Regions from separate parts of the Mus musculus genome. Here region 1 is linked to region 2. The links are chromatin loops, found by intact Hi-C in ENCODE. Cell type or tissue: heart. All regions are shown on one strand.

Evidence for each region. A loop is a pair of places that touch in the nucleus more often than their neighbours do. Peaks named below come from ENCODE experiments on the same cell type or tissue, not always from the same donor. Only the 100,000 strongest peaks of a DNase experiment are listed, where the experiment ranks them.
Region 1: a loop joins it to region 2, with 2.4 times the contacts of the local background. A loop is called at or near these places in 6 of 42 quality-filtered maps.

What each region holds. Positions count from the first base shown.
Region 1 is chr11:21,012,301-21,016,300 of GRCm38, reverse strand. No RefSeq gene overlaps it. Among named protein-coding and RNA genes, the nearest start is that of Peli1, 77 kb to the left of the region's middle. In heart, no CTCF peak of the experiment used is centred here; a DNase peak (open chromatin) is centred at 1,810.
Region 2 is chr11:20,911,720-20,915,719 of GRCm38, reverse strand. Gm46273 (a long non-coding RNA gene) reads left to right here. Exons shown (of 2, transcript XR_001780166.2): 2 at 3,287-4,000. Among named protein-coding and RNA genes, the nearest start is that of Gm32293, 3.6 kb to the left of the region's middle. In heart, a CTCF peak has its summit at 1,570 (motif pointing right); DNase peaks (open chromatin) are centred at 409 and 1,579; H3K27ac peaks cover 2,587 bases.

The sequences.
Region 1 (4,000 bases), 100 kb before region 2:
GAGCTGGTTCTTTTCCCTGATAAGAGCAGGGAACTGTGTGTGCAAAGGCCACTTGATAACATGAAATCCTGACTGGATGACTGGCCCTGTATCCTTTCCCCTCCTGAATGGATTGTGAAATCTAAATCATCACATCCATACCATATTTTAAGTGTGTGTGTATGGAGAGGCTGAAGGACTGAACTAAAGGAGTCAAAATTCTTCAACAGTCATTCTTGATTTTATATATATATCAGAAGAAATGTAGCAATGGGATAATAGACAGGAGAAAGGAAACAACAGGGGTTCATCTATTTATCTTATACCTTTTAGTTCATTCTATGGAATTCACAGAAAACATAAGTTATAATAGTAAAATAAATAAAGAAATAACCTATTTTATAAAGGCAGACATTGAAAGCATTCTACCGAGTCACTTTATTTTTGTCTGGAAATTTTTACTCCAAATGACCCCTCATACAAGGGATATAGCTGTTCAGCGTTTCCCAACAGAACAACGTTATCCATTAATGTTCTTTGTGTTCAAAGATACTTCTGGCAGTGATGTTCCTATTCCTGTGCAAGAGTCTGGCAGAGAGCCCTACAATGTGACCTAATTTCTAAACAGCTTGTCCTTCTGGTGAGCTAGGATTCTTAAAACTTGCTGCACATTCATGACTTGAGCCTATAGAATCCTATAGGTGGTGAGGAAAGAGTTAGGAAGGCAAGAGAGACTCCCACCTGGATTACTTTGTGTTACTAGAATTTTTTTTCTATCTGGGGATAACAGCCTCTGCCTGTTATTAGAAAGGATGGTGCAGAAACCAACACATTAACCGTGCTTTCTAGGAGAAGGGCTCTTGAGAGCCTGGAAGTGAGAATCATTAGGTGATTTCCTGTTGACTCTAAGGCACATCTTGTATATTTATAGTCAAGCTGCTCTGGAAGGGATGGGCAAAGGTTATGTATGGGCCTGTCTAATCATTCCTTCCACTCTGAGTGGTTCTCGAAAGTCAAATTATAACATTGCTTAAAAGGGAAGGGCACTTCACAGAGAGGACACTTACTAACCTCTTGAGGGATCCTTGTGCATTGATCAAATGACAGATGCATTCAGCTTTCATAATGTAGGAGTGTAAAGAAGAATGTGGGGTCGCTATGGAGCCATGGAGAATCATAGAGCAAGTGGTTGTCTCCTTGGCACAAGAAGGGGAAGTTCCAGAAAAAAATGATCTCAACCATCATGAGAAGAAAGGAAACAGAAATAAAAAGTGGCAATCTTCAATTCTTAAAAGCAGTTCTGGCTCTTATTTAGATACAACACACTGCATAGGTTGGCAGGGCCTTTGAGCCTTGCGGTGCTGGTAAGCTGTCCTCATGTTCTGTCTTGTAGCTTACTGTGTGTGAAATGTGCACTTCACCTAATGAAAATCATGTTATAGGAATGACAGCTAAAGGGAATACAGCTAATAGACAGCAGAGCAGAGTTACGCAGGGCACTCGGACACAGTGCACATTGCCTTTTTGTTGCTCTGACTTTTATGGATCCAAAAAGGATATCTTATTTCTTTCACTATCTTCTGGAAGGAAGAGATCCCCGAAGAGATCTGTTGCCTGTTTTGTTTTTCAAATCTTGATATACAGCACTTGCTCCTGATAAAGAAAGAGGCTGTAAATGGCGTCATAATTTAATGTCAAGGGGTTTTAGACATGAAACATTCAGTGTGCTCTTCTTCCCTTACTCAGTGTTCCTAGTCACACACTGACATCGTCCTCTGGCCTGTCCACTCTGTCCAGATCAAGCTGCTAAAAACAGCAACCACACAGAGGTGGCCAGCAGCAACTAGGATTTCCATTCCTGTCTCTCAGGCTGCAGATCCTGGGAATCGAGAGAAGTGTTAGACTATAGACTTCCTCTCATTTCTTCCCACAAACTTTCCCACACCCACTTAACAGACTTCCTCTGGAACTAGAGTTCTATATTAAAAACTATCCTGCCTGGATGAGCCCATGACACTGCTCTCATCTTTGAAAGCAATATGGGAAGAGCTATCAATATAGTGGGTTTGCCTATCAGCAACCTACCTATATGTGCTCTCCTTAGGGTTTTCTCCAGCTGCTCCTCCTCCTTCTCCTTCTCCTTCTCCTCCTCCTTCTCTTTCTCCCCCTCCCCCTCCTCTTCCTCCTCCTCCCCCTCCTCCATCTTCTCCTTCTTTTCCTCCTTCTCCCTTTTCCTCCTCCTCCTTCTCCTCCTCCTCCCTTTTCCTTCTCCTTTTCCTTTTCCTTCTCCTTCTCCTCCTCCTCCCTTTTCCTTTTCCTTCTCCTTTTCCTTTTCCTTCTCCTCCTTCACCTCCTCCCTTTTCCTCCTCCTTCTCCTCCTCCTCCCTTTTCCTTCTCCTCCTCCTCCCTTCTCCTTCTCCTCCCTTCTTGTCCTCCCTCCTCCTCCTCCTCTTTCTTCTTGTCTCATTATATAGCCCAGGTTGGCCTCACTGTGTAGCCAGACACACTGTGTAACCCAGGCTGGCCTTGAACTCATAATTCTCCTGCCTCAGCCTTTGAGGCCAAAATGGAGGTGACTGACACCACAAGCAACAGATTTGAAATTTTATATAATTTGGGATAAAGTAGATTTTTCTGACATTTTAGAGGCAAAATGAATGGGTATCTATAAAACAACGCCAGTATGTATCAACAACTGGGATCCACTGTTTAAGGGTTCCTGTGGTCAGTGTAATATTTTCTTCATGATATCTCTATTTTTTTAGTTAGGATCAAGGCATGCTTGTACAGGTCCACATGTATAGATGTGTACAAAGATATACATGTAGACATGAACAAATGCACACATAGGTAATTGGAAATACTTTTGTACTTAACTATGACTTTTGTTCTCATTAAATTATGATTTACAAACATACAGTTGTGTAATTGGGGAAATTTTAAACAGTGGCATCATTATAGGACATTTAGGAATCATCTGGGTTGGGTGGGTTGTCAGCTTCAGTGAATTAGTCATCATGACTTGAAAGGATTTTAGTTATACAAGAAAGAGAGTGGCCATTGATTAGTCATGCCTGAACAGCTAAGGAGCATGGTGAACTCGAAGACTGGGCTCCATTCTTTTCCAGTGGAACAATGTCTTCTGTGCTATGCTTGACAGCTGGATTCTACATTGTAGAATATATAGGCTATAACTTGAGAACAAGCAAGGGGAAAGCTATGTAACATCTAGAATGGTTCAAACCCCTTAACCATAATATCTAAGAAATACTTGGAAGAAATATTGCTTTTATCTAGGAGATGGTACATAATGACTATCTTCTGATGTTGAAGAGATTTGATGTGGAGTATGACATAAACTTGATCTACCGAGCTCCAAACAATAGGATTAGAACAAGTGATTTGTAGCTATTAAGAGATAACTTCAACACGTAGAAGAGGTGTTCAGCAATGCAATGAGCATTCTTGAAACACAGTAAACTCACAATCACTCTAATTCCACACTGGAAAAGAATCAAGCCCAGTCTGAGAGTTTACCATGCGCCCTAGCTGTTCAGCCATGACCAATCAATGGCCACTAACTAGAAAGGGGCAGGAAATAGGCTCTGACCAACTAGAGTTAATTGAGATCGTTTGTTTGGGGCTTATACATATCATTTATCTTACTAAGAATCCAGTTTGTACCTGAAATATGTTATTTGGCTATTGCATATTAATCTTTCAGTAAATTAAAAATTTAGTTCTTCTCTTTCCTGATTTATATATGAATTAAAAAAAATATTTTCTGTGTTTGGGTGTTTTGCCTGCATGTTTATCTGTATGCTGTATAAATGCCTGGTACTTGTGGGAAGATAGAGGCAGGCATTTGATGGGCTGGAACTGCGGTTATATACAGTTGTGAGCTGTTATGTGGGTGCTAAGAATTGAGCCCAGGTTCTTTGAAGAGCAAGAAGTGCTCTTAACCACTGAGCCATCCATCACTCCCGCCTCACCTCTTCCTCATCCACCTCTGTAAATCCTT
Region 2 (4,000 bases):
TCGAAAATCTCAGACTTAATTTTGCAAATTTCTTTTACAGAGGGAGTTACTAAGCTAAAGTCATTTGCATTATGGTCTTAATTACCACTGCATTTGTATATGAGATCATCAATAAAGATTCTTGGCCATGTGTACTCAGAATAAGTGACTGATCCTAATGAGGCCTTTGTTCCTCTGGAGCCTCTCCAAGCCATTTCCTCTGTAGTGGAGAAGCTCGACATTTGCCAAGCTGGTGGAGGCGTCTTAAATTAGAAAAAGCCTGTGAAGAATCAGGAGATTTTCAAAGTGGGTGTATCAGGAGAGGGGATGCCAAGCTGTATCTGTGTGTGGTACTTCCTGTGAGGGCTGGGGTGCACTGCTGACTTGTGGCTGCATTAGCCTTGCTGGATAGCCACAGACAATTCCCTTCTGTGTCCTTCCAGCGACACAGGAAATAGCCTCTGGGGCCCTTCCTCCTGCAAATCACACATGCTGACTAGAGCGTCCTGCTTCTGCCTGTCCCGCTTCCGCTAAGGGACGTGCATGCAGTCCCGGCCACCACACTTTTATTGGAAAAGCTGTCTTCCAGTTTAACTCTAAAAAATAAGCAACACTGATTATTTTTCAGGGGTGGGAAACACTGGTGTGTGTGTGTGTGTGTGTGTGTGTGTGTGTGTGTGTGGTCTTCGGGGATGTGTGTGGAGGTTGGGTTTGTGGGGTGTGTGTGTGTGTGTGTGTGTGTGGTCTGTGAGGGGGTGTGTGGAGGTTGTATTGTGTTTTGGAATCCATTTTGAAGAAGATAAACTTCTTTGTGCGGGGGGCGGGGGGTACGAAAGGGCACAGTGGGTGCCCCCTGAGCTCTACAATGTTCACACCCTCACACCGATCCTTCCCCCACACCCGCATGCACCTCACACCCTGCAGAGCTCCACAGCACATGTGTTCACCTGCAGCAGTTCTTATCTGAGGAGAATATGTCCCAAGACACACCACACACACACACACATATACACACACACACACCAGTATTTCCCACCCCTGAAAAATGCACGTGCGTGTGTAGTCATGTGGGGCAGTCAGATACCTTCTCCCTTCCCCAGCACTGGTTTTTCTCATGTGTGGAACGGAGGGTACTAATAGCCACTCTGCAGCCATTTCTCTGAATGATAAATAAGTTAATGACAGGAAACAGCACACAGAGGCTGTAACATTAAAGTTAGAGGGTAGTCAGGTGCTGAGCCAGAACTTGGCATCATTGAAGCTGACGGTCAAGATTTGAGGGGGTCGGTGACAAGCAGATTGAGGAATCTGTAAACAGCCCGTGTACTGGTTCTGAGAGCTCTAAAAAACTGGGTTGAAAATGAGAAACACGGGAGCCATCAAATTGCACCAAGTTGTTTGTTTGTTTGTTTTTTCTAGTGTGAGCCAATCTATTGAGACTTGGACTCTAAATATTACGTTTGAGTCACTCCTGCTTCCTTCCCCTCCACCAACAACCTTGTCTGAGACATATCAGGACTGTGGCTTTTCAGCATCTCCCACCAAACTCTTGTCTCTCATCGTAGGCAGAACAGCCCCTTGCAGGAAAAGACACTAGGTGGCGCCAGACCCTTGCGTTTTCCAGCCGTCAAACACTTCCTTTTCCTGTGAGGTTCTGTTTTCTGAGAGAAGTACTAATCTTGCTAGAGACTTGGGGGCTACTTCAATCCATTCCACAAACATAAATCAACTTCCTATCTGTTGTAGGTAGGCTTCTTATTGCTGTGATAAAACACCATGGTCAAAGCAACTGGGGGAGGAGAGGGTTTATTTGGCCCACCCTTCCATATTTCTGTTCATATTTCAGAGGAAGTCAGAACTCAAAACAGGTCAGGAACCTGGAGGCAGGAGCTGGTGCAGAGGCCACGAAGGGGTGCCCCTTACTGACTTGGATCTTCATGGCTTGCTCAGCCCTTCCTTATAGAGCGTAGGACCACCAGCTCAGGGGTGTCCCACCCACAGTGGGCTGGGCCCTCCCCCACCAATCACTAATTAAGATCATGCCCTACAAGCTTGTTTTAACCTGATCTTATGGAGGCATTTCTCAATTGAGGTTCTCTTCTCTTGGATGACGCTAATCTGTTTCAAGATGATAGAGAACTACCCAGCAAACTGTCTCAGCTCAAGGCACCCTCCTCCCTTGTGCCTCTGCTGCTCCCCACCCCACCCTTTTCAGATGCGGTCATGGAAGGAGGTTACTAGACCTGATGCTGAGACCCTAAGTTCGCTACCAGCTATAAATATATTCCTTTTCAACTTCTGCCATCCCCTGAAGAGCAGGAAGAAAAACACTTTCTTCCTTAGGAGGTGCAGGAGAAAGAAAAGAAAAAGGCGAATCCCTCTATGAGCACAGCTGAGTCTTCTGTCCCCACCGGGTCAGAGCTGCCAGCACAATCTGACCTCAGGCCTTCTTATGCTAGGCCTTGCCCTTCCAGGGGAGCACAGGACCTCATTGTCCCCAGTTCAATTCTGAGCACCTCTTCCAACCTTGAGAGCTCAGTGCTGGGGCTGATGGATTCCAAAGCAGTTTCCTGCTTACATCTGGAGCATTCTCCACACCTGCAGGCACTGTCAGTGAGCAGATAAAGTGATTGACACCCTCAGGCCTCCTTGTCACTGCTGGGGCTTATGTCTGTTTAAAATGAAGCTGTTCATGATGCCCACCAGATCAGGCGGTTAACGGCAGTTTGGGCCAATAGTGTTTCCATTGGCAGTGTCTGTCTGGGTATAGGAAGTCTAATTGTTCATAAGAAAGTCCCAGCCTTCTCTTCCTCACCGCTTACTCTATGGGATTTCCTGTGGTGAGAGACTTTGGACTTTGCAGAGTTGGGGGACAAGTGTGAGGGGAGGCTCCTAGCCTCTCCCACCATGAGGACACAATGAGGAGCCAGCTGTCTCAGACACAGTAGGCCCTCAGAGGACTCTTTTGGGAGCTGAATGTATCTTTCCCCAGACAGCCTGCCCTGTTAACACTGGTGGTTAAATTACAGGTCCTTGCAACCACCAGATATTGGAAAGGGTTTTACTTTAATATTCCCTTGCCTTCTTAAAGACCAGATCACTAGGAAGAAAGCCATTTTCTTTGGCTAATGCAGTAGTTCTCAATCTTCCTAATGCTGTCTGTGACCTTTTAATGCAGTTGCTCATATTGTGGTGAGACTCCCCACCCCCTGTAACCATAAAGTTATTTTTGTTGTTACTTTATAACTGTAATTTTGCTACTGTTATGACTCATAATGTAAATATCTGTGTTTTCTGATGGTCGCAGGTGACCCTGTGAAAGGATCAGTCAACACCCCCTATGGGTGTCGTGGGTTGAGAAGCACTGGGTTAAGGTTTCATGAACTGGAGGCACATCTACAGGAAGATTACAGAAAGTGGCCACCATGAGGATGTCGGCGGTCTGTGCTGCAGCCTGAAGATGCATTGATGTTTACAGGCCTGCTACAGCTGCAGGCCGTGTTAACAACTCTGCGCCCCACTGCCTCTCGGGGCTTGTCAGGGCTTGTCTGGGCCAGGGGTCCTACTGCAGAGGGGAGCTATGTTTGTGGTCTGTGCTGTCGCCAGAAACCACGTGGACCCTGTGATCCATCAGTCTGTGTTGGGTTGGTCATCCATACCATGCCATGTGTGCCCAGTCCCATCCCCCACTGGCTGTGAAGAGCAAGGAGGCTTCTTTTGCTGTGATATGGATGACTGAAGACACACAGTTGAAATAAGGGACATGGAAGGCTTCTGTGACAACCTCTACCCACCCCAACTACCCCGCAAAAGTAACAGCCTCGTCAGGAAGCCAGTGAAGAGAACTCTTACAACAGTGTGATAGGGTGCTGAGGTGTAGCTCTCCATAACTGACGCTTCTGGCAGGGTTGTGGAAGGCAAAGGACTCAGTTCTCTCTCAGGGACAGGCCACTGGGAGTTTGACAACACAAATGGGACTTTCAAAAATTATTATTTTTATCTTAACATGTTTTGGGGAGAG